7 separate regions of the Mus musculus genome follow, and all the other regions are linked to region 4. A link is a loop called in an ENCODE intact Hi-C map of the cell type or tissue named here. Cell type or tissue: left cerebral cortex. All regions are shown on one strand.

Region 1 (4,000 bases), 660 kb before region 4:
CAAGGATGTATTCAGGGGACAGGAGAAATTGGATCACTCTGTGAGAGGAATGGCTAATGACACTTTCCTCCTGATGAGACTCTGTGTCCCACTCTTCATTTATGGATTCTAAAATATTTATTGGATATCTACTCTATGCCAGGCTCTACTGCTGAGGACATGCCGAACCCTTATTTAATGGTCACTGAGATTTAATTGAGGTCTGATGAGATGGATGAATGGTAAACAATATCAATAAGTTAAGTATTACCTTCACTGCATTCTTAGAGTTATTATCTTTAGGATCTATAGAGACAATCTTGAGAGCTCAGAACAGACTTAGCCCCTACCCTTCAGCTGTTCACAGAAGATTGGAGAAGGCAGACAAATAAAATACAATTAAAATGGAGTATGTTAGGAGCTGTGAGGGGGAGGTAATGTGGTTTGGGGGCCTTGAAAAGATGCAGTTAGGTTTCATGGAAAGGCACAGCTTCTTGGAGTAGTAATGTCCAAATGGAAACATGAAGACTCTCTTAGAATGGCTGAGAGGGGAGGGTTGGTGGTCACAGTGTTCTTGGAAAGACAGCAGCTCAACTTTGAAATGAGAGAGAAACCTGTGCTGAGAAGAGCCAGATGTCACCACAGTCAGTCCTTGCATTGTTTGATATGCTCACCCCTTCCATCCTCTCTTCCCTGGTTTCTCAGAATCTCAGGTTGTCGGGCTTAGCAGCAAGCATCCTTACCCAATGAGCCATCTCACTGGACCTCTCCCTTCTTTTCTCAACCTTTGTAAAATATACAACCACCAACGGAACACTAGTGGAGAGAAGATTGGCTTGAGAATCAAGACAGTCAATTTTCAAGTGTTCTGCTATGTTGTAGCATTGTGACTTTGAAGAGTTGATCCTACCTGGGCTTATTTCCTGTTCTGTGAAAGTAGAGACCAGGCAATTCCAGAGCCCACCTTGAGTTATAGAAGCTGCACAGACTCTCTGGAGCACAACTGTCCAATGGCCATTTATCATGTCTGTGTCCCAAGCTCACAGGAGGCACCTAAATCTGAGAATACTCACAAATAGTCCAAGAAGGGATTTCCCCCCTCCCCCCAAAGTCAGCAAACCAAATTCCCTAGCTAGATTCTGCTGAGTCCCAGCTTCCAAACCTCAAGCACAACCTTCTAGGCGATCGATTTCCACAGAAGCAGTCAAGCCGGTGAGTGAGAGCTTCTGGAAGGTACTTGAGAACTCGGCGGGGGGAGGGGGTGTTTCTAGCCAGTTCCTAGTGTATTATGGGCCCTCAGTTAATACTCATCGAAGTTTCATTGACATTTGATGAGATGGATGAACCATACAATATGTCAATAAAGTTAAGTATTACCCTAACCACATTCTTAAAGTTATTAAAAGTGTCAAGGGCAGGGTGATTTATTTCTTCATTCTATGGAAACATTGCAAAAACACTATGTCTAAAAAAACGCGCAGAGCTTAAATGATAATGATTTATCTTTCTGGTTCCCCTCAGCATTTAGTGTCAGAGACCATTTCTGATGCCATTGTCTCTTGAAGGTCTTTGGCCATTTGACACCATTTTTTTAAGAGCTTTGGGAGATTGCTGTCTGGACTAGAGGCTCAGAAGCTGATGTAAATTCAGTCCCTAGCCACCTCCTGTCTGCAGCTGATCTCTGGCAGCTGCCTAAGTGTGACCCTTTACATTTGATGCCATTGCCCTTGAGTAATGGGTACTTTAGTGTGTGTGCCTGTGGGGGTAGGGGAGCTGACCAAAGCTCAGACCCCGAGTGAAGAGATGAAAACCATAGCTTCCCCCCTCTGACATAGTATGTCTCTTGGGAGGTTATAAACACCAGTGACCGCTGTAGCTGGAATTATCTGCTCTGGGAATTTGTGGTCACTGTGAAATCATTTGGCATATTCAGGTATGCAGTGGGGATCCTGGGGTGACCAGCCTTGGGTTCCCAGGGTAGCTTGGCCACAGGACTCCAAGGGCATGAGAATCCTGAGCCTCAATGTGTGCCTTTCAACATCTAAGATGCACATGCCAGGGGCACAGAGCCTGTACAGATGCTATCTAGCAGCACGTTCAGAGAAAAACCTGGAAAACCCTATTTTACTGCCCAAATTAACAATGTGATTAAAAACCACGTGCAAAATGACAACAGCTGAAACAATAACCAACCTTTCAGCCTTGCAGCTTTAGGGAAGGCTAAACCCATAAGTCCCCCTCCACAGCTGCTCACAGGCGCCCCCTCTTTCAAGGAGCCTGCTTTCTGAAAGCTTCAACCAAAGGCTTTGTGTGAACCCTCCTGCCTACTTCAGCATCTGCCAGGACTCTCCACGGTCTGTTCCGTTCTTGGCCTCGAGGGGGCACCAGAGCTTGCACATAGCGAGGTGGCGGCTCGGCTCCTTGAGACAAAAGAGTTGGATTTTGGATGCCAATTTGTCTTAACATTGTATATAAGGTCTGTCTCAAGCTGAGGAGGCCATATACAGACCCGAATCGGGATGAGCATTTTTCTGGCTGTTCTGTTACTTAGCCAGGGGATGCTGGTGGTCTACAAAACAAACTGGGCTGCTTTTTGCGTGGCAACGTCCACCCTATCCAGGTGAGCGCCTGGGAGAAGGGGTCCTTAGAATAAGATCTTTTAAGGCAAGCGGCTTCTCCTCACTTCGCCCCTTGCCGTGTAGGAGCCGCCTTCAGCAATGAAACAAAAGGTCCCGGAGAACCGAGATAGGGAAGACCAGGAGAGGTAAGCAACAGGAAGAAAAGAAAGGATGCTCGCTAAGGGCAAAATCAAGGAGACAGAGAGAAGCTAATATATGGTGATTGTTTTAAGCATTGTTATGGGTTTTTGGAGTAAAACACAATTTGTAGGAAGCAAACTTCCCCAAATGTGAGTACTTAATAAAGAAGAAAACAGAAGGATTGATAATGGAAATTAGGCTAATGAATAAACAAGCTGCTTAAAAAATGGGCTCCTCTCGCAGTCCGTTATTTTTAACTTAGTGACAATTTGCATACTAGTTAATTTGCATATATTAAATACTGCTCCCCTTCTCCTTCCCACCTCCTCCACTTCAGAATAACATTTCATTACGGTGCTGCTGGGCCTGAGGACTCGTAGGCTCCAGAGAGTTTATTAATTTATCCAACACATGCTGTGTACATTTTTATCACTCGCTGCACAGTGGACCTGGTATCTTTGAAGTCATTAACAAGACAGGGGTGTTCTGCTCGAGGTATTCAAAAAGACAGCCGAGAAAAGCCAGCCTGCAAAGAAGGGGGAAAATAATGTACCAGCAGAACAGGGGAAGATCATGTTTGGCATCTGCCCTTTCTAGGAAGACAAAACTGAGCAACGGATGGTTCCCTCATCTGTATCGGGAAGCCTCCAGATTGCTTCTCTTGCTTATTTATTTTAATTTCTAGAAAAGGAATAGAACTGTTACCCACTGGGTCACAGGCACCTCCAAAGAACTAGCTACACATGGCGTTTCTCCTGGTATGGTCCATCTGGACACATGGCTCTTGGGGACCCTCCAGCCCTCCTGCTGACAAGACGGGCAGGGTAATGAAGACTCGGCACCTTCGTTATGTGTCTGATGTCACTGTCTGAGGCTACCTGGTTCATCCCTGGACTTGATGTCCTCCTCATTGCCCTATCCTGAGGCCCTTCCCATAACTGTTCCTTTCCTGGTGTCTTCTGCTGTAGTAAGAATCTTAAGCTCAGTTGCTTCTGCAGTCCGTCATGTTGTGACTCGCTCTCCCACGGAAACAGAAAGACAACCACAATTTGAGGGGTTCCTTCTAAAGTCACCAGCACTGGCCCACTGCACTAATCTCACTGCTATTTTCCATTGTCATCTTCTCAGGTTAGATATCTGTCCTGATTCTGCCAACTCCTATGCTTCAGTTGAAGAGAGACCCATGTAGTGCTTAGGGCTGGGAAGGGTTTTTTTTCCCAGATGCCAGTGAAAACTGAAATCAAGTTAAATAGTGTCTAATG
Region 2 (4,000 bases), 320 kb before region 4:
AACTCTCAGCATCTAGCTACAACTCGGAACCAGACATAAAGATTTCTGAAACCCAGTGTTTGTGTGGCCTACCTAGCATGGAGATCAAATTATTCCAGCTAACCAACAGTGGAATATCCCATCCAACATGGTCGCTGAAGAGCTACTGAAACTAGAAACCGAAGTGCTCTCTGGAATTGGCATGTTTTTATATCCTAAGTCTCAAGCAGGGACCAAGAACCCAGTTGAGGGGCTCAGACCCTCAAGTTACAGTAGAATCACCAATCAACTTTTGGCTTTCCTGGGCCTCTCAGACTGGTCTTAGCGGGTGATGTGGACTCCTAAATGCTCCATGAGGACATGGATCTTTGCCTGTTTACTTTCCTGCTATGTCTATGACTGACAGAAGGTATTTGTCAGTGCATTTGCTGAGGAAGGGAATGAAGGAGAATGGGTAAGCACATGGGTGTGTACTGAGCCAACACCACATAACTGTCACAGAGAGTGTGTTAAGTGGTTGTATTTCCAAAGGTCAAGTGTTCAAATAGACCAACCAGGCCCCTTGTACAGGCAGCTGAATCTCCTTCTGTCCTTTGGGTCACAGCATTATCCTAAGCATCAATTCCCTAAGTCCTTTTAGGAGCAAGAGTAGAGGAAGGTACCTGGTCATCTGGCTGATCTGGACTTCCAAGTCACATCCAGTTGCCCCCTCCCCCAGCCTAACACATGTATGAATTGCTATCTGTGGCTACTAAAGCTCTCTAGAGTACCGTGCCTGGTATTCTGTGGCTCTTTTCCAAAGAAGCTGGTAGTAGGTAAGAAAGCCTAGTTTTCCTCAGAGCTCTCCATGCTGAGGAAAACCCCAAAGCTGCTGAGGATGGATACCCACGACCTGGGTCAACAGCAGTGCTGCCTGCTGACCTCGCCCCCACTGACAGCATGCCAGTGCCTGCAAATGGCCTTTCTGAGGTCAACATCTTTCTCAGGCCACCTGCAAGTTTCTTCTCAATGGCACGACTTAAGAAACACTCCAAACCTTCCTGGAGTCAGCAACCGAAAAACCAGCAATAAAGTGAACTATGAAATTGAATTAAGAACAGAGAAAATTTCATTTCTGTTAAGTTTAAAAAAAAACTTTTCTTTATTTACTTCTTTCAAGGTTTTCTTTAAAGTCATTCCAGTGTTGTTAGAGCCCTGACTCAATCTTTTCTCTACTCTGGAGCAATTCTCATCCACTCTTTTCCAATGAGACCAGCCTTTAAAAATGAACCGGTTCCAGCATATGGGATCTTAGCGCTCTACATTTTCACAGGCAGCGTGTAATATTGTTTTAATATTTAATTTTGAGATTTACATAATATCTTTCCTCCAAAGAGCTCAATATATTGCAATATCATAAATTCCTTTTCATATTCAAAGATTATTCTTTATGCATGCAAATACTATATTTAACCAAGGAATAATGCAAATTAGGTGATGGATTCAGAGGCATTGATGTTCTAGGTAATTCTTTTGTAGGAAAAGCGGTGCTTCTGAGTGATTTTAATTGCCCAAGAACTTCAAAAATTCCTCGAAAATGGACAAACTAGAGGGGCTTATGACTGTTAACAGAAACAGCACAGTTTTTTTTTTTTTACACAACTCTAAATAATAGATTATGTCTGTGTTGTGGACATGACGGATGGAATTTCACATGCAGGGTCTCAGCAGACCATACATGAATTGTGTGCAATAGAAATGTCACCTGTAAGTCTAGCTGATAGAATCATCTGAGGAGGGGAGGCAGTGGCTCTTCTCCACGTGCAGAGTTGTATAAAAAGGCAGAGGGCGCTCCTGAGAGGCAGGTCTATCCTGAGCTGGGTACTGGGCACTGACGACTGCCCCTCCCTCGTTATGAGTTCATTGTTGCAGACTGGGCCCCTTCCTTTCTGATGCTTATTCCAGTCAAGGCACCATGGGCAAATGGATACAGATAGCATCAATCCCAAACAAAGTGACTCAGAAGCCTCAGAAGGAAACATGTGAGGAAGGGAAGTCCAGCAATGTGATCAGGACATATTCCCAGAAATGATGCCAATCTCCCAGCCCATAGTGGGATTGAGAGTGCGTTTCTGTCTTCTGTCTCATGTGCTTGTCACTGTGGCGCTAAGGAAGCAGGTTATCCTGGTTTTCATTTCACAGGTGAGAACTGAGGGGTGTTGACAGTTAAATGAATTTGCATGAATCATGTGAGGAGCACAGAGGGAACCCAGCCCAGGATCCCCCTCCATGAACCCAGAAGGTGAGGAAGATGCTTGCCGCAAGTGAAATGAGAATCAACAACACAGCTCGTGTTAAGGCTTGGGTAAATCAGCTCTGTCTTCCGAATGAGAGGATACCAGCCATAGCCAGAAGGCCAAATCCAGAACTGGATTTGCTTTCTAATCAGCTGTCAACATTTTAGATCCATATTTGGGGCTTATAAGATTATACAGGGATGGGAAAGTCAACACTTGAAGGAATAAGGTGGTGGCTTTATCTACGTCCTGCAGTTCCCTGAAGTCTCTACCAGTCCCTACTGCCCTTCACCTACCCCAACTGGTTTCTCTTTTCTATTCTCTGGCCTTCAGGCTTGCTTGTTTCCTCAAGCTTGGATAATCTCAGGCCTTGGTGAGAGTCATCCCCCTACTCCTAAGATTCTGCACCTCCTTTCCCTGAATCTGATGATCTGGCTATAGCCAGCAGAAGGAGACGTGAAGTTTATCAATCACTTAATTTTCGAGGACAGACAGTTGATCCAACCATCGGAATAATCTGAGGCCAGGGGCCACAAAGTGACTGAGGGGGGTTGTGGTGATAACAGCCTCACTGCAAATTGCTTGGCCATGAGAACAGAGAGAGTTTTTCCTGACCCAGTATACTTTAAAGTCACAGCAGCTGTATTCAGTGAGAGGGTACATCCCTCCAGACTTGACGTAAATCTGAGCTTGCATAATTCATGACCAACCCTGGCCAAGATGATGGACATTTTTTTGACAGCTAAAGTGGCCCAGCTACATGGCAATAGCTTAGAGAGAGTTTATAGGTTATATGTCCCACCATAATGTGATTTTTGATAGGTTTGATGATAAAATGGTCACAAACCTGAGTTTGAAATTCCTGGACATTATTTTCTGGTGAATAGATGTTGAGAAAATTCAAAAAACACTCCAAACCTAGTTTCTTCATCTGAGCCACACTTCTGCAGAGAGCTTGCTAAAGGTGGACACACCTGAGGTGCTCAGAGGTAGCACCTCATATTTGCCCCTGACTGCATCCTGGGTGACAGTCATCTCACAATATTAGTCAAGGGAAGCAAGGTCCTGGAATGTCATGATTAGGGTTGTAATGGAAGACAAAGACTGACTTATGGTTGGCCCTGTGTCTAAGTGAAGAAATATGGTCCCTACGCTCAATGGTACATAGGGTGATTACATAATTTCATTCCTTGGGAACCACAAAAGTCTACTGTTATGAACTATTAAATGGTAAGACCAGAGGAACTATCATAGGATGTAGGAAGGTTGAAACTGGAGGTAAGGGTGTGGTATGTCTCTATATACCTTTCTATCTTAAATTCTCCAAATCCCTACAACCCTCTGCTTCCTTATCTGAAATATGGGTAATTATTGGGTAATTATGAGGATTAAATGAAGCTATACATTCCTTAGTTCTTCGTGAATGTGAAAAAAAATACACACGTGGGGTGTCCATGGTAATGTTTACTCTGTTTCTCCATGAAGACCCAGCCTATAGTATGAAAAGAGTCCATAGTTCAAGGAGAGGTGGTTTAGGAAATACTTACAGGTTCACTGATTTCATGACTTCTCTTGGTCAGAGTTGGCCTGTCATCTGCTTAGGACAGTGGTGACCACACACATTTATATGAATCACACTGTGAAGTTAGGAGAGGAAGGCTGACCTTGCCAGTCTCCAACACTGCACGAACTCAATTGTGTCCTGAGAAAGTCTCACCATGGCCTTTGGATACACCCCAGTCTTC
Region 3 (4,000 bases), 350 kb before region 4:
CTGGAAGTGTTTCTCCGAGATCTCGAAATCTGAAGAGTAGAAATCCTCCCCAATCTACACCAACTGGCCCTAGCTTAGACAGTTATTATGAAGTGCTGGAGAGATGTAAACATTTCATCATTGAGACAGCTGAGGGCAGATGTGGCCGCTCCTCCCATGGTTTCCCTACATGTGCGGACACCAGGAGTGAAGCGTGCTACAAGACAGTAAACAAGAGAGAATGATGGATGGGAATAGATTGAGATGGGGATGGAGATGAACGTGGCAAAGGCTCTGGGAGCGTCCTTAGTTCTCTGGTCTGAGCTCTCTATTAATGAGCTGTTGGGGGGAAGGCAGAACCTTACTGATTCTATCCACAAAACTGACATTGAAAAGTGTCCCCAGCACAGACTGAGAGCCTTGTTGGGCAGGAGACCCACAGGGGAGCTGCCAGAGGTTGCAAGACTACCACTAATGGGGCAGCCACTTGCCTTATAAATAAAGTGCTATTACACACAGCCACACCCATCTCCTGATATACTGCCTGTAGTTCTAACGACTCTTGGTTCTAATGAAGGGAATTGGGACTTCCGTGAGGAGAGGAGGTGGTACAAGACGGGGGAATGGGGAACTTAGTTCCTTTGGACTGAATTCAAGACATCTACTGGGCTGGATTCCATTTATGTTGGTAAAGCAGACATGAAGATCTTTCATTTTGCTTATGCGTCTTTGAATTTAATATTAAAACCCAGTATCTTATTTCAGGAGTTGCTCTGCTGCAGAGACCCTGAGCAGAGATGGTGATTTCATACAATTCCAGAAATTTCCAGCTTTAAAACATAATAAAAATGTCTGTAATTTGGTTCTGTGACTCCCTATATGCGACCTGTGTGGTCAGGCCTGTCCTTTTTTTTTTTTTTTTTTTTTAGCCTTTATGTGATTTAGTTCCATCATCTATAACTGATTATAAGTGGCTTATGAGTGTATTTCTTTCAAGGATCAGAACTAATATATCTGTGTGTATTTGGAACGTAATAGGCACTCAATATATGATGAATTACCATTTTGGTTATTATTTCAAAATGCTCTCGTGGCTAATGTCTTTTTCTTTAGTCAGATTGGAAGTGGTCAAGGCAATATAATGGATTTCACAGGGGAGCACTTTGTAAGCTACAGAGAGGTCTACTCTCATATGCTCAGGAGTGGCCAGTGACTAGGCAAAGAATCCTGTCTTCCCAAGAAAAGCATCCCATCTTCTCCAGGAAGGACAATAATATGCTCCACTGAGGTGTGCAAGCTGCCTCGGGCATTGAGTGCTATGTGTACGTGTGTGTTCATAATTAGTATGAATTAATGGGAAGCAAGGGGGTGGCCTAAAAGGGGAGACTAATGTCCTTCATAGCCCAAGATGCTAAGGTTAATTACCATGCTGCAAGGCAGGAGGTTTGGATGGCAATGCAAAGACAGTGGCAGAGGATGAGCTGAGCTGGGGAGCGGGAAGCCAAGGCACATGGCATGAGCCACATGACTGTGGTGCCAGGTTATGTCAAACACATGACCTCATCACAGCTGCCCACTGACGTGACTGCCTTAGCCACTGTAGGTGAAGCAGAGGCAGAGCAGATGGTACCAAGACACTCAGCCCCTTGCCAACACTGCCACCTGCTGCAGGGTAAAAGAGCTGTCCTCACATGATTGACCTACACAAGTATTTTTGTTTACTTTTATTATTATTATTATTATTATTATTATTATTATTATTATTATTCTTTGTCTGAAGCAATTCTATTAATACTGAAGTATAGAAGGAAGCTTAAATCTTATTGAGTAAGTCCAGACACCAAATTGGCATACTTTATGAAAATTCTTGCTCCCAGATATAATTCAGTAGTGCTGCAAGGTCCCAGTGTGGTAAAAGGGATTGAGTAGACCCTAGTGAATGACTCGGTACATTGCCTAGTACATTGCTAACTGTAACTTGGTGGGACATATATGTCAACTTTGGTACAAGGTGAGATCAATGGCTCCAAACAGCTTGGTAGATCGACCCTTAACCTTATTAACTTCCCAAATTATTTTTTATACAAATAGATCGCTAACTTGGCTGTGAAGTGGGCATAATGGTGTGCTGGTAAGTTTTATGTCAACTTGACACAAGGTAAAGCCATCTGAAAGGAGGGGTCCTCAATTGAGCAAATGCCTCCCATAAGATCCAGCTGTAGGACATTTTCTGAATTAGTGATTGATGGGGAAGGACCCAGATTATTGTGGGTGGTGCCATTCCTGGGCTGGTGGTCCTGGATTCTATAAGAAAGCAGACTGAGTAGGACACAAGGAGCGAGCCAGTAAGCAGCATTTCTCCATGGCCTCTGCATCAGCTTCTGCTTCTAGGTTTCAGCCCTGCTTGAGTTCCTGGCCTGACTTCCTCCAGTGGTGGACTATGGTGTGGAAGTGTAAGCCAAATAAACCCTTTCCTCCCCAACTTGTTTTTGATCACGGTGTTTCGTGTTTCAGTGGTGATAACCCTAACTAACTAAGGGTTAAAATTACCCCTAATCTGTTGAGTTTTCTGCATCAACTGTCTACAGAGGCCAGGATCCTCTAGACAGACTGGGATGTTACCTTATTCCCCTCAACGGCAGGCACTGTCATAATGCCGAGGGGTCGCACCTCCCCTCGGGCAAGACTGATGACCTGTCTGCACCTCTCCTTTCAGGAATGTAAAACTGCTACCATTTCGCCAATGTGCAAGCTGTGCGCTACAATGATTAAGTCACAGGACCACAGCAGCTTGGCCGGGCGCTGGAAATCGGGGCTTTGTTTCTAATGCACTGCTGCTTGGCCATTTCTCTGGCCTCTCTGCGGGGCTGTTGATCTTTATGATTCTCTCCAGCCCATACACCCAGCAGAGGTACCTTTGCCCAGGTAAAGGATTTTACATTGTGTACATCCCAGCAACCCACATAAGCATCTTTGACCCATCCCCTCTCCTAATTCTAAATTAGGAATTATCTTCTGGCCGAGGTCACAGGATTTTTATTCCACGCAGAGATGTGGCTTTCTCACAGGCGTTTTAGCCACAGAGCTGCACTTGCTCTCTTCCTCCACTCCAACATCCATTACCCACCAAGATCTCCTCCTCAGCTGATGATGCCCACATCACTCTAGGGTGTCTCTCTAAAACTCATCCACATCCTATCCAACTTAGACATCCTGTTAGCTCTACCTGCAGTGTGCACCGTAGATACGGGAGCCAGCTAATTTCAACGGCTCGTAGTTGATGCTCCAATTCAAGTATCTATCTTCCTGACAGGTGATTATGGATCAAGCAGGACTATTTACAGCCTGAATGATGTTCAGTATATAAGTCCCATCCTGTCTCTCTTCTGCTCTTAGACCTGCAGTGGCTTCCTGCCTCACTCAGTAGTAAAGCTTGATGCATTACAGCTCAACCCATGAACTTCCCCTGGTTATGAGCGCTCTCACACCGGTACTATTCCCCTGCTGCCCACCCCAATCCAGGTGTTCTCATCTGCTTCCTGCTCCTGTGCAGGAACGACTGCAGCTGCAACGGCTTAGCAGGATCTACCGTTCTCTCCTCGCTGAGATAACGTCTTCATAACTTTACTTGGTTCAGATACATAAAGAGATCTCTTCTCCAAGTGGCTGACTACGACCATGTTCTTTAAGTCTGTGACTTAGCCCTGCCTGGCTTTTATGAATCCGTTTATCTCTTCTGTTTTTGTTTTCTTTTAATTTGTAAGAGTTTCTTCTTTTTTTTTGTGCCTCTCTCTCTGTTTATATATGATAGGGGAGGTGTTTACGTGCCACTACACATGTGTGGGGGTCAGAGAACACACTTGTGGCAGTTGGCTCTTTCTTCTGACCTTTATTTGGTTTTGAGATATCAAAGGTCATCAGGTTTGCTAACAAAACACCTTTGCCTTCTGAGGGTCTTGCCGGCTGCTCTATATTTTTATGCTACTATTTTAAACATTATAATCATTTCCATAATCTGTAT
Region 4 (4,000 bases):
CTAGCCACACTCCATACCAGTCGAAACCCTGCACATTCCAAAAGTCACACACACACACACACACACACACACACACACACACACACACACACACACGAAGACCAGCAGCCTCGCAGGGCAGCAGGAGGTCAAGCGCAAACAAAAAGCCACCTTCAGGAAACAAGCGAGAGCTTTCTGTGCAGTAATTGCTGCTTCCTCGCTTACCCATCTCCACGGAGACTGAGCAGCGGTAGTCTTTGCCATGGCTAAGACATCTTCCCTGCTATGACCAAGAGGGGCACGGGTGTATGCCAGTGCTTACTGGAAGGGTTAGAGACGCTGGACCAATGTTGGTCTGGAGTTTCCACTGAACGAGTCCGTTTCACCTGGAACCTGCAATCCAGTGGAGCCAGCTCTCAAATGGGAACACAACAGGGGAAACAGAGAGCTGCGAACCTTCCACGAGGAATGTCCCTACGGGTGGAGTCCACCTGGCCAGAGACATCCATCGGGATGTGGGGCTTCCAGCAGGGGTGGCGTGGCGGCGGCGCCTCACCCCAGAGTTGCTCTGTTCGAGATAACTCTAACTGCTCCTTCTCTACTGAGATGCGTCCCTGGAGGTGGCGGCCGCCGCGGCTCCGCAGGGAAGGTTGGGGGCGGGGAAGGGGGCGGGAGGCGGGGAGGCGAGCAGGGATTTCCCACGGGATTCGCGGGAGCCCTGAGCGCCGGGGCTCCTGGGTGCGCCGGGTAAGGGGTCCGCTGAGCGGGTTTGGCTGGCCACCAGCGGGAGGCACAACCACGCTGAGCCAGCAGGGATGGTGTCTTGGCTCGTGGGCTCGCAGCCACGCAGTCTCTTCTAACTGCCGGATGAGTTTAAGCACCGCCAGCACTCACCCAAGCCCACCCCTGCTCCAAAGCTCAGAAGGCGAGAAAGGCGTCCGCCTCGCACTTGCTGTCCCTGGAAGATTGCAACCCGGCAGCTTCTAGGGCTGATTTCCCCCCCAGGGTGCGGTCAATGGATTTGGCCCCTCTCGTTTGGCAGTCACTTGCTGGGGTACTAGTAGGACCTTCTGTGATCCCCCAAGCAGCCTGCCTGCGGAGCCCAGAGTCCGGAAACCTCAGACTGCGAAAGGGAGACAGCAAGCTACCGCTCGCCAGCCAGCGCATCCAGGCCCGGGATAGAAAGAGCCGAAGGTGCCGACTCTAGGAGCCCAGTGGCCCGAGGTATCGCTTCCCAGACCAGCTTCGCCCAGAGCTAAGGAGCTTGCACCGCAATGCAGCGGGATCCAGGCTCTCTAAGCCGGAGATGTCCGGTGATCGTGCTGTCTGGGAGCACCAGAGCGCAGGAGCCGAAAGACTCTGCGTGCGAACGAACCTGCTGTGGGCGCCCAGGGTCGGCGCAGGGCATGCCTGTGGGTACCGCCCCATCCCGGTGCCCCATCTCTACCCAGGATCGGTGACATTCTCTCTCTCCAGCACCAGGATGCCCGGCCGAGCAGCCAAAGGAGCCCTGCAAAGCGCGCGGCACCCATGAACTGGCAGCCGGCAGCCACCAAGTTGCTCCGCGAAGGGTACGTTACCTTCCATCGCGGCCACTGCAGATGCCAGGAGGAAGAGCAGCAAGCAATCCAGGGCCATCGCCGGCCAGCGGCCCCCAGGCCGAGCCCCAGCGGAGACGCGCCGCGTCCCAGGGCGCCGCTGCGCTCCCGGCGGGTGGCTTCTCCGTGTCCTTTCGCGCTCTGGCCGGGACCGGACTCCCCGGAGCGCGGCGTGGGCGTGGGCGGGAGTGTGCGCGCGTGGGGCGGTGCGGGCGCGCGTGGATGTGGGTGTGCATGTGTGTGTGTGTGTTTATGGGAGAGGTGGGTGTGTGCGTGCGTGTGTGAGAGAGGGTGAGGGAGAGCGAGCCTGGGAGAGCGCGCGAGAGCGTGTGCGTCCTGGTGTCACATTGCGAGCTACAGCGGAGCCTACGGGAGGACAGAGCGGGCCAGACTGACGGGGGAGGGAGCGGGATCCCCCACCATCAGCTCTCTCTCCACCCCTAACACCTCCTGTCCAATCAAGGAATCAAACCTGCAAAATTCCCTCATCCAATCAGGCGCGAGCACCTCCTTACACTGGCATTGTTAGTTTAAGAAAAACTTTTGCTTGCAAGGCTGTGTGGGAGGGTTAGGAAGGCGCTAGGAGGTGATCGCGCTCCCTCTTGTGGTGATTTAGGAGAACTGCAGCCTCGCACGCTCGCTTTCCCCAAGCTGAAAAGGAGGGGCTCAGCCAAGAAGTCAACTGAGGTCCCTTATGCTTACAGACACCCCACAGCTACTCCTGACTATTCCTATGCAGAATGCCGCCACCCTATATCATTTTACTAATCAATTTTGTTTATTTTTGAGTCTTGTCTGATCTCGTTCACTCAGAATTCCTGGAACCTTAACAGTGTCTTATTCTTGGCATGCATCTGTGGAGTGAGTGAATATGGTTTCAAGACTTTATGGCCGGCTGCTCGGGGGTAGTTAGAACACCCTGTGGGCTTCCTATCATATCCTCAGCTGTATATCTCCAAAAGTCTCTTCCCAGGTGGATCTCTGAGCATCCACTGTAGGGCCTGCTGTCAGAAGACAGTCATAATGGGAAGACATGAAGAAACAGCCGAAAGTCTGACAACTTGTTGGGGTATGGGGAAGGGAGACATTGCTTTGAACCAGGCCTGGAGGTAGGTGGGAAGGACTGAGTTCTGCAACCACAGGAAAACCAGGCTCCAGAATAGAAGTGGTTTCCCACCATCAGCTCTGATGATAATGCCCCATTTTGCTGTCTGTTGATCAGGTCAGGCTGTTTCAGATCCGGCCCTGGCCTTGATGCTTGTCAGAAGCTGTGTGGCAGAAGGTCCTCACCTCCTCCCGCAAGGTTAGGGATGCTCCTGGAAGACTCATGTGGGAGGGGCTTCAGCCCCCTCCCCAAACCTTTTAAAGACATTAACATCTGGCAACTCTCCTTTGGGAATTTAGTTACATTGATTCCCCACCCTGGGTACTTACTCTGTCTTTCACAGACACTGCCTCCCTCTTCACCACCCCAGCCACACTCAGACCCCTGATTCTGACAGGTCTTTGTTTCCCAGACTTTGACACAGGCTGTTTGTGTCTTCCCCTACCATCCACCCATCCGGCCTCAGAACCTGAAAGGATGACGTCAGTGACCGCTGCTTAATCTTCCCTAATACTACCTCAGCTGCTCTTTGTCCCTCCACAGCACTGTGTCTTGAAGTCCCTTAAGTGAGGGATGCCCCTCTCTGACATGGGTGAGTACTGGGTCTTTTGCAGCTTTGGCAACACTCTCCACAGTCCAATTTCACTGCCTACCTGTCTTACTACTTCTTGCCCTTCCTCCTTCATCCCTCCAGCCTCTAAGAGAGGAATCCCCAAAGCTCTTACCTTGAAACCCCTCCCCCTCCCTGCACTGGTGACCAACTGCATCCATCCCTGTGGATGGATTATAGATAGATGATGGATGGAAAACAGACTGATGGATGGATGGATGGATGGATGGATGGATGGACAGACAAATGGATGGGTGGATGGACAGACAGATAGGTGAATGGACAGATGAATGGATGGATAAATGGGTGGATGGATGGATGGATGGATGGATGGATGGATGGATGGATGAATGATGACAAGCAGATGAATGGATGGGTGGGGTGGGTAGATGATCTCAGATGGATGTTGGGTGCATGCATGAGTGGTTTGTGGGCTCTTTCCTTCCCTCCACCCCACCAAGCACACCCAGCAAAACCCCCTCTCCTGCTTCCTCTTCTTTATGCCTTTGTCTCAGGTCTATCCATCTGTCTCAGCTCTGTGTCACCCCTCCTCCCTCTGGACAACTGAAGAATCTAACTGGCCACCCGGTTTCTGTCCTCTGTAACCCCGCTGAGTGCTGCCGCCAGCGTAATCTTTCCTAAGCTAATCTTGGTCTTATCTCTTCATAGTGTTTCAACCCAGCGGCTCCTCACTGTCTCCTGAAGAAA
Region 5 (4,000 bases), 420 kb before region 4:
GGCAGGGCAGGATGGGGACTCAGGCTGTGATTTTCAGCTAGCCCAGTCCCAGCCCAATCCTCATCACATGGAATGCAGGGCATGAGGTATATACACTTGGATGGGTGTTCACATCAATTAGATGTGGCTGATACTTACATCTTGATTGGACATATCCCAGTAAGGTCTCTCTCCAAATGACATCACTTCCCACATGACAATCCCATAGCTCCAGACATCGCTGGCTGACGTAAACTTGCGGTAGGCGATGGCCTCTGGAGCTGTCCATCTCACAGGGATCTTCCCTCCCTAGAAGAAGGTGAAACCAAACCAAGTCAGTTCATAAAAGTAAAATGAAACAGGCACACATCTTATTCTACACCATACCCTACCTGTGCTGCCTTAGCCTGCAAATCAGGACAGCCAAGAAACTCCTTGACCCACAAGCAATAACTGTTGACAGTAGTCTACTTAGAAGAGCTATGGGGGACCAGCAAGGCCTATAGTAGCCTCATGGAGATTCCACACATGAAGGGTATGGCAATGACGAGATTTCACCATCCCAACCTGACACCCTGCATTGATTTTACCATCAGTGCTAGTAAGGTGTTGGGAAGAGAGCACTAAACCATTCTAAACTCACTAGAACCACAACCAATTGGCTACTGGAGATGCAAGCTATGGCTGTCATTGTCTCACATCAGTGTTTGCACAGATTTGGTGTTAGAGGTGTTCAAGTTGGTGTTAGAGGTGTTCAAGTTAAACAGAGGCCTTGGCACTCACAGCATGAGGTATACTTGGATGGGCATTTACATCAATTAGAGGTGACTGCTACTTACATCGTGATTGGCCATATTCCAGTATGGTTCTCTCCAAATGGCATGACTTCACATGGACATGCAATGAACACTAAGGAGCATGTTCATGGGACATATTGTCTAAGGAGCCATGGGGCATACTCTCTGGGAACTCTGAAAAGTTACACCAGCTGCACCATGGCCGCTGCTCATATACTCCATTTCTGAGGAAAGGTTTTCCTAGCTCCATGTTCTTGTCCTGCTGACAGCCATAGGCTGCACTGGTTATGAGGAGCCCTTGGCCCGTTTGTATGGTGGTCACCCCAGCTGCCCTTCAGAAGAGGCCAGGATCAGATTCGAGATCCTGTTTCCAAAGGGCTGATCTGGTTTTATTGGCTTGTTTGTTTTTGTTTTGTTTTGTTTTTGTTTTCTCCTTTCGGTCTTGAGTGCCATTTGAATGTGTCTAACTTAGTTCTCTGTTTGGCCCTTATCTGCCTTCTAGACCTGGCCCCGTTCAAGGAGGATCTGGGGTCTCCAGAAGAGCCCACCCAGTGAGGCTACAAATTGCTATCAATGTTTATGGGATAATGGAGAGGCAGACCAGGAAAAAAAACTCAAAATGTCGTTAATGAACTTGAAAAAGGAGGAGGGTGAGGACAAAGGTGAGCTGTGGGGGGCCACTAGTTTTGACACAAGTTCTGGCTTTTTCTACCTATGTGACCAGGGAAAGTAGCCAACCCTTCTGGGATGCTGTACAGCCTGAGCATCCAGTGTAGTAAGGGGCGACTGTCCATGGACATCTGATGCATGAGGTATACTTGGATGGGCACTGCCTGTGTGTTAACTACTGTTCTCACTGTGTGCTAACTACTGTTTCTGCTGTGCTCAGCTCTAGAGAGCAAGTCATTGACCAGACACACTTGAGGCTGAAGGGAAATCCAGACAGACCACAGTAGAGGGCTAAAGCAGTCCAGCTTAGCTGAGGCCAGGGATTCTGCAGAAGCGGTAAGGGTGAGAAAGCAATCAAGGAAGTTTGGCTTGTCCTGCACACACATACACTGACTTTCTGTGTTCATGTGATAAGTGTCAAAGCTGTCACCCAAACACATCACTCCTTAGGCCATGGTGAATTTCTTTTCCACCCATCATGCTAAATACCAGATCTCACCGCATAGCACTGGTCTGTGCCTGGACAGGGAATCACTCCACAATCCCTGAAACTAAAAGAACCAGACAATAGAAGCTATACCAAGGGGCATCAGACACTGCCTTCCTTCCTCCCAAGATCCATGCTTCAGCTGTAGCCAAACTTTTATATTGAACACTCTTACATTCAAATCACTGATATCTCTGGTGGAGTTCAGCAAGAATGCCTGGTACGTGTATAAATGGTTAATCTACAGGATGAGGGAGAAGCAACACTAAGCAGCAGAGTGCATTTTATCTGGCTGCCTCTCCAGGGCTGAGAGAAATAAAGGCCACCTGGCCCAGACCTCCCTCCCCCAGCGCATGCCCAACTTTCTGCAAGGAAGACAGTCCTGATTTCCCCTGCGGATTCTGGCAGGCTTCTGTGGTGGGAGATGTCCTTAGCTCAAATGCCAGAAACATGACAAATACCTGGAGGGCAGGCTTAGGCTGCCCTGCAAGGGATGCTCTGTCCTCACAATCCCCCAGAACACAGATGCACTCACTGGCTGTAGCAATATGGTAGCATGGCAGAGAAGAGAGGTGGAAATCATCTGACGAACCAGTAACTGCCAAACACAGAAATGTCAGTGGGTGGTAGCTCACTGTGTCCTTGAAGGAGAGGTTGTTGCCACATCTTGAGATAGACCAACTTCTCCAAAGGGAAAGAGCTTTCGCTTTTTCAAAATACTTGAGTTGGGTCAGGGAGATAGCTCAGTCGGTAAAATGCTTGCCTCGCAACCACGAGGACCGGGGTTTGATTCCCAGAAACAATATAAAGAAGGCCAGATATGTTGGCCTGCACTTGTAATCCCAATGCTAGACAAGGGCATATGCCTGGGGCTCATGGTCAGCCAGCCCAAACTACTTGGTGGGCTTGTGGCCAATAACAGACCCCACCTCAAAACAGTGTGGACAACTCCTGAGTTAAGGTAAGAGAGGACAGGATGGGTGTCAGTGTGTGTGTGTGTGTCAGAGAGAGAAAGAGAGAGAGAGAGAGAGAGAGAGAGAGAGAGAGAGAGAGAGAGAGAGATGCTCATGTGAGAACTTATCAGCATTAGTGTGCAAAACTAGGAGACAGAGGCGACTAGGTGGAGAAAGTCCTTAAGTAAAGGGACTTGAGGCTTGCTTATCTTTTGTGTGTGTTTGTTGCAGAGGGTGAGGGATGGAGGTGTAGTTCTGAATTTCAAAGAGCTGGTTTGGGAGTCTGGGAGTGTCCTCCTCTGCCAAGTCTGGAGCAGACCCCAGGGGCTGTCAGCAGCAGCTGTTGACTGCTCCCTCTCGCATGTAAAGTGGCCGTGCCAGCCCCGCTGGCGGGCAGCCTCAAGCCCTTCTGCCACCTTGTACTGTTGGGCCTCACTGAACATGGAGCTCGGCCTGTCATCACCACTCCCTCCATCTCAGCAGGTGGCTGGGCCTTCCAGAAGAGCCACCCTGGGCAAGGAAGTGACAACTTGTCATGGCCAGCTCTTCTTGGTTGAGAAGCCAGGGGCACACTGACCTCTGGGGGCAGAACAAAGGGAAACACAGAGTCAGGGGAGCAAGGGGTTGTGTCTTCCCACCCAAGGATTTTAAATTTCTCCTCTGTCTGTTTATTTGTTTGTTTGTTTGTTTTTGTTTTTGTACCACACAGGTGGTGGTGTCTTCTCAAGCTCAATGGTAATTACAGTGCCGGTCACGATTACTTAACTTATCTCTGGTTGTATGACAGGAAATCTATTAGGTTAGAGGATGCTGACCAGCCCCATGAGGGGACAGAACAGGAAGTTGATGACATTGCAGCAGGCAAGGCATTCACAAGCCAGGTAGGTCTTGCTGCTAGAAGAGGAAATCTGGACCTGAAGCTAAGGCCAGTCCATCCACATGTCTGCAAAGTGTCGTAAGGGTCCCTTACTTTCCAATGTAGGTATTAAGAAAGGGCACAGAGAAACAGTGACTTTCTCTGCTGGGTGTTAGGTAACATAAAAGAGAATTCTTAGCATGCTGAAGAATACGGAGGTTCAGTAGGAAGGAATCAACATCCTTGTGGACAGAGAAAG
Region 6 (4,000 bases), 82 kb before region 4:
CCGAATTAGCTTGACACTGATTGCAGTCTTGGATACATCCCAAAGAATATTGTTGGACATCTCCCCGTTATCATTTCATTCCATGAATTCTTTGTTTAGTTTTTGCAATAAAGCTTTATTAACCCTCCATGAACCCTCATTTCCATTTGCTCAGCCATCTCTGATTAGAAACCGTGCCAAGCCATGGTCCAATGTGGCAGCAGTCACTCACACATTTTCTCCCGCTGCCTGCCAAGCCGAACTCTCTTTACAAAGTCAGAATTCAACAAACTCAAAGTAAGAGCCATGTTGTGCTGAGAGACTGGCTGTCTTTGCAAGTTATTTCCTACTTTCAATAATACATTTGTTTGCCACACTGGTGAGGATGTCAGCTGAAACAAGCTGGGCAGCTTTGCTGAAGGACATGGGCCAGTCAAGAGCTCTTTGACCAGAACCCTTTTCTCTCATAGGTTTTACCTTTTTATAATGAAGGTCCCTTCAGAACAGAGACTTTCCTGACCCATCTCCGCATATAATTAAGCATTGGTCTTTGCTCATGGATCAGCCTGAGCCCAGGTGGGATGCCAGTAAAGCTCCTCTCTAATAAGGTTCAGCTCCTCTGGCATCAGCCTAGACTCCTGTACTGGTTGCTTTTCTCGTGGCTGTGACAAAAGCCCCTGATGCAAGCAGTCCACAATCCATTGGATGGTCTTCCCACACTCAACTAGACTTCTCTGTAAACAACTCCCCCCCCCAACAGAAAAAAATCCCCCAAAGTGTGTTTCCTCGGGGATTGCAAATCCAGTCTCATGACAGTGAAGTTAAGCATCACGGTACCTTTGGATCACGTGGTTCCAAGGATGACTTCTGGGTAAATTCTCATGTTGGCTAGTCTCCTGACTCTGTGTGCATACATGTTTCATGCCCATCCCACCACACATATATCTCCTATTGCATTCTGCTCCATAGATCCTGTACACTCCGTGGTATATTCACACACATCTTCCTCTCCCACTGAGCCTTTGGCTCTACTGCCATGCTGGGAGATGACCCTTCCTGATTTTGCAACATCAGTACAAAGGCTGGGGAGTCATTACTTACAGAAGATTTTACCACTGGTAGGAAGGCTTGGCTACCCAGAATCCCCCACTAGAACAGGGGCTCAATGATCTTGACCAAGGGTCCTCCATTATCCTTGATCTTCCAGGATGAGTGGAAGTGGCACTGCTTCCCCTGAGAAGCATGGTTCACTTTAACTGCATTCAGGTCCTAGAATACTTGGCCATGTAATTTGCATACCACACCTTTCTCTCACAGTGTACCATCAATCCCTTCCTCTTGAAAGGAGGATCCAGAAGCCAACTCCAGGCTCTCTAGCTTCCTGAAAGCACCGCTGATTCTTATCCGCATCCATCTAGTCAATCCTAGACAGGCTGCAGACCCTCAACACAGTTCTCTGCAGCCAATGCAACCCATTCATGGAAGCCTCGCTCAGTCTGAGCATTGGCCGGCTGCTCCAAAAGTAGCCTTGAAGATGGATCCTGGCCCTGTAACTTGTCCTATCCCCATGTCTCTGGCTTCAGTGCCATGCCTTTTAGAACTAGCCAGGGTTATCGCTGGGCTTTATGGGCATAATAACCATCTCAAGGAAGGGGGCTCTTTGTGGAAGAACACAAGTCACCACTATCAAGCCATGCTACAGAACATCTCAGCCTAGTGACAAGGGGCCTGCATGCAGGAAGCAAGTCCCGCCTGGGGACAGAATCTGGCGCGTGCCCTCTGCAGGGGGTGAGGGGCATGCCGGTTCTGATGCCATCCTACTACAGTTCCCAGATGCTCTGAAGGCATCAGAAGTATCAGGATTGGAGGAACACTGTGCCACAAAAGGGTGCTGGGGAGAAGCTCGTGTCCCTCTCGCCCCCTTTCTCATGCTCTGGTTACCTCAAGGTAGAGAGGTTTAGATTCGAGTGTGGAGTTTCTCTAACATCTCTTTAAAAAGACTTAGCTGATTTTAGGTTTAACTGAAACTTACTATTTTCATCTTTGTCTCAGCTCAAAACTTGTCCTCTACCACACGCTTCTGGTTGTCTGTACACTACTGTGACAAACTCTGCTTTTACGATGAAACACATTTTAAAATATCAAAACGAATGAACGTTAGTACAGACAGTAAAGCCATGTGGCAAAAATCCGTCCAAGGGGTTGGCATGCAAAGCATGGTAGCTCAGAAAATACTGGGTTCTGTGACCTGAAGGCCCCTTTGGTTCTAAGCATTTGGATTCTTGATGAGAAAACTGCTTGTCACTATAATTAAAGCTGTAACCAACAGACCAACTCTCCCCACCCCACCAGCTCCATAGAAGCCAGGGGAAGCCAAAGTAGAAGGACTTCCTCCCAGGAGGAAGCAGGCAGACTCACCCAGTGCTCAAGATGAAGCTTGCCTCCCTCCAGCAGGGAGTCAGGCACGCAGCCAGCCTCAGAGCCCAGTTCTTTTCAGCCACACAGTAAGAGGCACCATGTATTCCTAGGGCTTAGCTCTTTAAAAGCTTTAGCACACCCTTGCCATCTCCCCTCGCCCAACAACCTGCTCCTCTATTAAGGGAGGGGAAAATTTTAAGTTGAAAAAAGGCAATTGGATTGTTCAGATTTTTTTAAAAATAATGAGCCATTGTCATAAGAAATTTATTTTTTTAAATAATCAGAAGAGTTGCTTCATCTATATCCTACTGAAATCCCAGTGAAGACTGGGTCCAAGGAGTTCTCCAAGGAAGTTCCAGACTGGCCACACAAAACTGAAACCACATTCATCCGGAGTGAACTTGGGCATGGAGCACCTGCCACTGTCTGGCAAAGGGCAGACTCAACGAGGGAGCAGTTGCCCCTGTTCTGGGGCTGCAGAGAATCCTCTCCAACTTCACCTGGAAGCCAGACGGACAGCACTGTTCATGGTGAGGGTCCAGGGAGACTCCTATTGTGGGGCAATGGGCTATGCACAGACAGCTGGGTCTCCAGTCTTCACACTGAAGTGTGGAACCCCGGTGAAACCCAGTGGTGATAATTTTCATCTACATGGGACAGAAGGCGTTCCCTCGTGTCTCCTGGACCCCAGGCTCCTGTCGAAGTTACCGCCCCCACAGCCCCCACAGGAGAGTCTCATAGCTAGTAGTCACATACACAATGTCCCAAGCTTCTGGCCTTCTGGCTAGACTCTTCCACACAGTTACCTAGCAACAGCAAGATAACAATCCCACTATAAGAGGGGCTGTTTAAGCTTTTACTTTTCTTACTCTCGCCCTCTTATACTCTTTCTTAGTCTCTAAGCTTTTACCTCTCTCTCTTTAAGCTTTCTTACTCTCTAGCCTTTCTTCTCTCTCCTTTTCCCCCTTTACTCCTCTTGGCCATGGCCGGTCTCTCTCTCTCTCTCTCTCTCTCTCTCTCTCTCTCTCTCTCTCTCTCTCTTCTACCTTTTCTCTTTCCCCCTGCCTTTCTACAATAAAGCTCTAAAACCATAGACTGACTCTCACCTTCATGGGAACCTCTCTCTCTGCCCTCTTCCCAAGAGTGTCGCCCTGGGGCCCCTATTCTGATCTCAGCTCCTCTGCCATATCCAGCGTGGGATGCCGGAGACTTGAGAACCTGGTACAGGGAAACTGCTCTTGTCTACCCCTCTGCCGTGTGGGGTCAGTGGCTTCACACAGGCCAAATGCCCACTCGGGGCTTCGTGGAAAGCATCCGGCAGTCCTCCTGTGTCTGCCTGCCCAGAGCTCAGGAACTCTGGCCGGATGCTGGCTCTCTCCCTCCCCCCTCTTCCCCTACATCCTATGGCAGAAGTTTAAAACCAGCACAGCATGTCTCCTCTGACCCTGCCTGGGTACATGATGCAGATAAGCCTGGCATAGCTGCTCCAGGTAACAAGGCTACACCATGGACATGAAAAGCTACTTGTAACAGCACAGCCCTCATCTTGCTACTTGAAGCCATCCTCATCTTTCCCACAGAGAAGAGCACATGTAAGTGGCTG
Region 7 (4,000 bases), 1.0 Mb before region 4:
GTTTTTTATCGGTTATGCTTGGCTGAAGTGAGCCTTGCTTTCTCCTTCCATGGAGTCTCTTCATTTCATATCTTTCTGACATATTTTTGGTCCATCATCTTCCTCGTGTGCTCCAGGTCAAGACTAACCCAAAGCAGCCATCCTTATTAACGAAGCCTGCTTTGGAGGAAAGAGCAGGGAACACTGTCACTCAGAGGTCACCTGTTCTAGACAGACTTCCTTGCTCACAACGGGCAAAAGACACAGACACAAGGACACCCAAGACAATGAGCGGTTATGGTAGTCTGTCTGTCTTTCTCTCTCTCTCTCTCTCTCTCTCTCTCTCTCTCTCTCTCTCCCTCTCTCTCTCCCTCCCTCCCTCCCTCTCTCTCTCTCTTTCTTTCCTTCTTTCCTTCCTTCTTTCTTTCTTTTTTCTTTCTCTCTCTCTCTTTGTCTCTCTTTCTTTCTCTCTCTTTCTTTTTTGAATTGAATATTTTATTTATTTATATTTCAAATGTTACCCCCTTTCCTGATTTTCCCCCAGAAGCCCCCCTATCCCATCCCCTCTCTTGCTTCTATGAGGGAGTTCCTCCACCCCTCCACCCACTCCCACCTCCCTGCCTTTGCATTCCCCTACACTGGGGCATCGAGCCTTCACGGGACTAAGGGTCTCTTCTCCCACTGATGCCCGACAAGGCCATCCTCTACTGTATATGCAGCTGGAGCCATGGTTCCCTCCATGTGTACTCCTTGGTTGGTGGTTTAGTCCCTGGGAGCTCTGGTTGGTTGATATTGTTGTTCTTCCTATGGGGTTGCAAACCCCTTCAGCTTCTTGGGTCCTTTCTCTAGTTCCTTCATTGGGGACCCCATGATCAGTTCAATGGATGGCTGTGAGCATCCGCCTCTGTATTTGTCAGGCTCTGGCAGAGCCTCTCAGGAGACAGCCATATCAAGGCTCCTGTCAACAAGCACTTGTTGGCATCCACAATAGTGTCTGGGTTTGATGACTGAATATGGGATGGATCCCCAAGTAGCACAGTCCCTGGATGGCCTTTCCTTCAGTATCTGCTCCACACTTTGTCTCCATATTTGCTCCCGTGAGTATTTTGTTCCCCCTTCTAAGAAGGACCGAAGTACCCACACTTTGAACTTCCTTCTTGCGCTTCATGTGGTCTGTGAATTGTATCTTGGGTATTCCAAGCTTTTGGGCTAATAACCACTTATCAGTGAGTGCATACCATGTGTGTTCTTTTGCAATTGGGTTACCTACTCAGGATACTTTCTAGCTCCATCCATTTGTCTAAGAATTTCATGAATTCATTGTTTTTAATAGCTGAGTAGTACTTTATTGTGTAAATGTACCACATTTTCTGTATCCATTCCTTTGTTGAGTATTCCTCTGATATCTGGGTTGTTTCCAGCTTCTGGCTATTACAAATAAGGCTTCTATGAACATAGTGGAGCATGTGTCATAGCATTGTTACATGTTGGAACATCTTTTGGGTATATGCCCAGGAGTGGTATAGCTGGGTCCTCAGGTAATACTATGTCCAATTTTCTGAGGAAACCACCAAGCTAAGATAAAAAACTCAGGTGACAGCAGATGCTGGTGAGAATATGGAGAAAGAGGAACACTCCTCCATTGTTGGTGGGATTGTTAAGCTGGTACAACCACTGTGGTAGCCTTTCTCTTGCAAAAAGTGAAAGCCTCCTGGGAAGAAAAAAAAAAAAAAAAACCACAAAGCCAGAATGACCACAAGAGGGCGCCAGTGTACCTTAAACAGCCTTTCTGACCAAAAACCTCTGGCAGGTTTGCCTTGCAGTGCCAGGGAAAGACAGAATGAATACACATGGGAAAGGAGTAGGGAGGGGAAAAATCGTATTGTTACATGTAACTAGAAAGCTTACCATATTTATGCATCCAGGGCCTCTTAAATACAGAAATCACAAGCACATTAGACGATAATAGGCAGGTAAGGGATTAGATTGAAAATACCTCAAATACGGATGTGAATAGGTCAGTAGACTTTAAAACAGAATAAACCTCACTTCGAAGCAAGGTAGCTATGGAAACATTACCAAAATTATTCTGTTACTCCATGGCTGCTGTGGGTTCTGCAGCCTGGAAATGCTGTCAAGGGAGGGCAGAATATTATTTTCTTATAAATAATACAACACAGGATCCTATATGGAAAGTTGGGAGAAATTAGATTTCAGAGGTGGAGATGTTTCAACAAAAATACCCAACAGCTTTAATTTGCTTTCTGATAACTTAGCTCTGGGTTTTCAGTTGTTAGGTTTTCTTCTACGTCTGCTCTTTGCTGCAGGAAGGGAGCCAGAGAGATGTTTATCGTCAGGTCTCTGGATATGTTCTACACACTCACATGCCTGCACATTTAACATGGCTTGCAGAACTCACCCATTTTCCTAGGTATGACTCATACGAGTGAACGGTCATAGCATTTACATGTCTCATTTGCCTGTGCAAGAGTAGGGCTGGGCTGTTTATATGAGGCCGTTGGTTTCTACCACTGATTCTCAGAGACCCTGCGTTGACTACCTGGGCTCTTGAATCTCTCAGCAAATTCCGACGAGCATATAGTGACCGTGAGCTTAGCTGTTCTATGGGAACATTGAGAGCACAGGTGCAGGTGAGGGCTAATGAAATAGGTTCACCTGGGATGGATAACCCTGGAGATGTGATAAGTCCCACGATGGTAGGAGCTAGGAATTGGAGATACACATCGATGCCATTACCAAGTTATGCTCCTATTCTGGACTGACATGTGTCCCTTTTCTCCAGAGGTTAGAGGAACCTCTGTGCCCCAAAGACACAGCAATCTGGAGTCAAATACATGCTCCAGAGGTCCAGATGTTCATATGTTCAAGGTCCCAAGGTTAAGAAGTAAGGTCTACCAGCACTCCTATCCACACCCAGATATTGGGGTATCTGCAGTAACACACTGGCCACAAAAAGGAGGAAAACCATGACGGTAAGAGGGAATGGTCACACACAGAGCAGGCCATGGCTTAACTTTGTAGAGAAAGACTGAAAAGAACCAATGAGTTCAAAGCAAAGCCCAGGGCCCACTAAATATCCAGACGATGGAGCTAGTAGGGATTTGTAGAGTCAAACTTGCCCTAGGGAGGTAGAGCTTCTATTTCTCCTTCTCCAGAGAAGCAGACCACGAATCTAACTCCTCAGTGGGCATCCTGATTCGCTGAACATCTTGTTGAGATACTTGTTAATTGGATTCCAGCCCAAAGTTTAGGATTCACTAGGAGGGCCAGGAAATTTGTTAAGGAGCCCCCAAGGTCCCTTCACTCAGGCTCCATGCTTGGAGAACCACAGTTGTAGATTACTGTGAACAGTGAGCGTCAGGTATCCATACTGCAGGCAAGAGAGGGACTTAAAGTTTGTCTACAGAAGAACCATGTAAGGGGTCATTACCTTGTCTTAAAAGATTGAGATACAATTCAGGTACCATCTATATAACTTAAAAAAAATTTATGCTGGCTTGGTGTGGTGCATGCTTTTAATCCTCGTACGTGGAAGCCAGAGGTAAGTAGGTCTCTGAGCTCAAAGCCACCTTGATCTATATATTGAATTTCAGGCTAGCTAGGGCTACATAGCAAGATTCTGGCCCTCTCAAAGAAAAGATCTAACCAATACAGTGAATGGATTTGATTTGAACTTGAGTTCAGGAATACTCCACTGTGTCTGGCTTTTTACCTGGGTTCTGGGATCAAACTCAGGACATTTGCTTAGGTGGCAATGTCCTTTACTCACTGGGCCATCTCACTGGTCTTGAGCTTCCCACTGCAGAGCTGTAAGAGTTCTTAGTGTATTGTAGAGACAAGCTCCTTATTAGGACTATTACTTGCATATATTATTGTCTCCTTATCATTTCCTTCTTTAAATTTTTGGTTAGGCTTTTTTTTTTTTTTTTTTTTTTGACAGGGTTTCTCTGTGTAGTCCTGGCTGTCTTGGAACTCACTTTGCAGACCAGGCTGGCCTCGA

The links. Hi-C counts contacts between places; a loop is a spot of excess contacts. Peaks named below come from ENCODE experiments on the same cell type or tissue, not always from the same donor. Only the 100,000 strongest peaks of a DNase experiment are listed, where the experiment ranks them.
Region 1: it touches region 4 in a loop (8-fold over the local background); 27 of 42 quality-filtered maps call a loop at or near these places.
Region 2: it touches region 4 in a loop (2.3-fold over the local background); 7 of 42 quality-filtered maps call a loop at or near these places.
Region 3: a loop joins it to region 4, with 2.4 times the contacts of the local background. A loop is called at or near these places in 4 of 42 quality-filtered maps.
Region 5: a loop joins it to region 4, with 2.2 times the contacts of the local background. A loop is called at or near these places in 9 of 42 quality-filtered maps.
Region 6: a loop joins it to region 4, with 2.2 times the contacts of the local background. A loop is called at or near these places in 12 of 42 quality-filtered maps.
Region 7: it touches region 4 in a loop (8-fold over the local background); 23 of 42 quality-filtered maps call a loop at or near these places.

Annotation. Positions count from the first base shown.
Region 1 is chr9:101,688,004-101,692,003 of GRCm38, forward strand. No RefSeq gene overlaps it. Among named protein-coding and RNA genes, the nearest start is that of Gm31326, 290 kb to the right of the region's middle. In left cerebral cortex, a CTCF peak has its summit at 2,350 (motif pointing right); a DNase peak (open chromatin) is centred at 2,345; H3K4me3 peaks cover 399 bases.
Region 2 is chr9:102,034,534-102,038,533 of GRCm38, forward strand. The region is part of intron 5 of Ephb1 (Eph receptor B1); the gene reads right to left. Among named protein-coding and RNA genes, the nearest start is that of Gm31326, 52 kb to the left of the region's middle. In left cerebral cortex, a CTCF peak has its summit at 1,780; no DNase peak of the experiment used is centred here.
Region 3 is chr9:102,005,171-102,009,170 of GRCm38, forward strand. All of the region lies in intron 6 of Ephb1 (Eph receptor B1), which reads right to left. Among named protein-coding and RNA genes, the nearest start is that of Gm31326, 23 kb to the left of the region's middle. In left cerebral cortex, a CTCF peak has its summit at 1,644 (motif pointing left); a DNase peak (open chromatin) is centred at 1,600.
Region 4 is chr9:102,352,723-102,356,722 of GRCm38, forward strand. Ephb1 (Eph receptor B1) reads right to left here and starts at 1,971. Exons shown (of 16, transcript NM_173447.3): 1 at 1,560-1,971. The coding sequence starts at 1,617. In left cerebral cortex, a CTCF peak has its summit at 2,190 (motif pointing left); DNase peaks (open chromatin) are centred at 260, 449, 539, 902 and 4 more places; H3K4me3 peaks cover 2,049 bases; H3K27ac peaks cover 1,644 bases.
Region 5 is chr9:101,935,931-101,939,930 of GRCm38, forward strand. It overlaps Ephb1 (Eph receptor B1), which reads right to left. Exons shown (of 16, transcript NM_173447.3): 13 at 139-288. Among named protein-coding and RNA genes, the nearest start is that of Gm31326, 46 kb to the right of the region's middle. In left cerebral cortex, no CTCF peak of the experiment used is centred here; a DNase peak (open chromatin) is centred at 2,485.
Region 6 is chr9:102,270,505-102,274,504 of GRCm38, forward strand. The region is part of intron 1 of Ephb1 (Eph receptor B1); the gene reads right to left. Among named protein-coding and RNA genes, the nearest start is that of Mir7243, 32 kb to the right of the region's middle. In left cerebral cortex, no CTCF peak of the experiment used is centred here; a DNase peak (open chromatin) is centred at 2,410.
Region 7 is chr9:101,312,451-101,316,450 of GRCm38, forward strand. No RefSeq gene overlaps it. Among named protein-coding and RNA genes, the nearest start is that of Gm28979, 28 kb to the right of the region's middle. In left cerebral cortex, a CTCF peak has its summit at 1,750 (motif pointing right); a DNase peak (open chromatin) is centred at 1,773.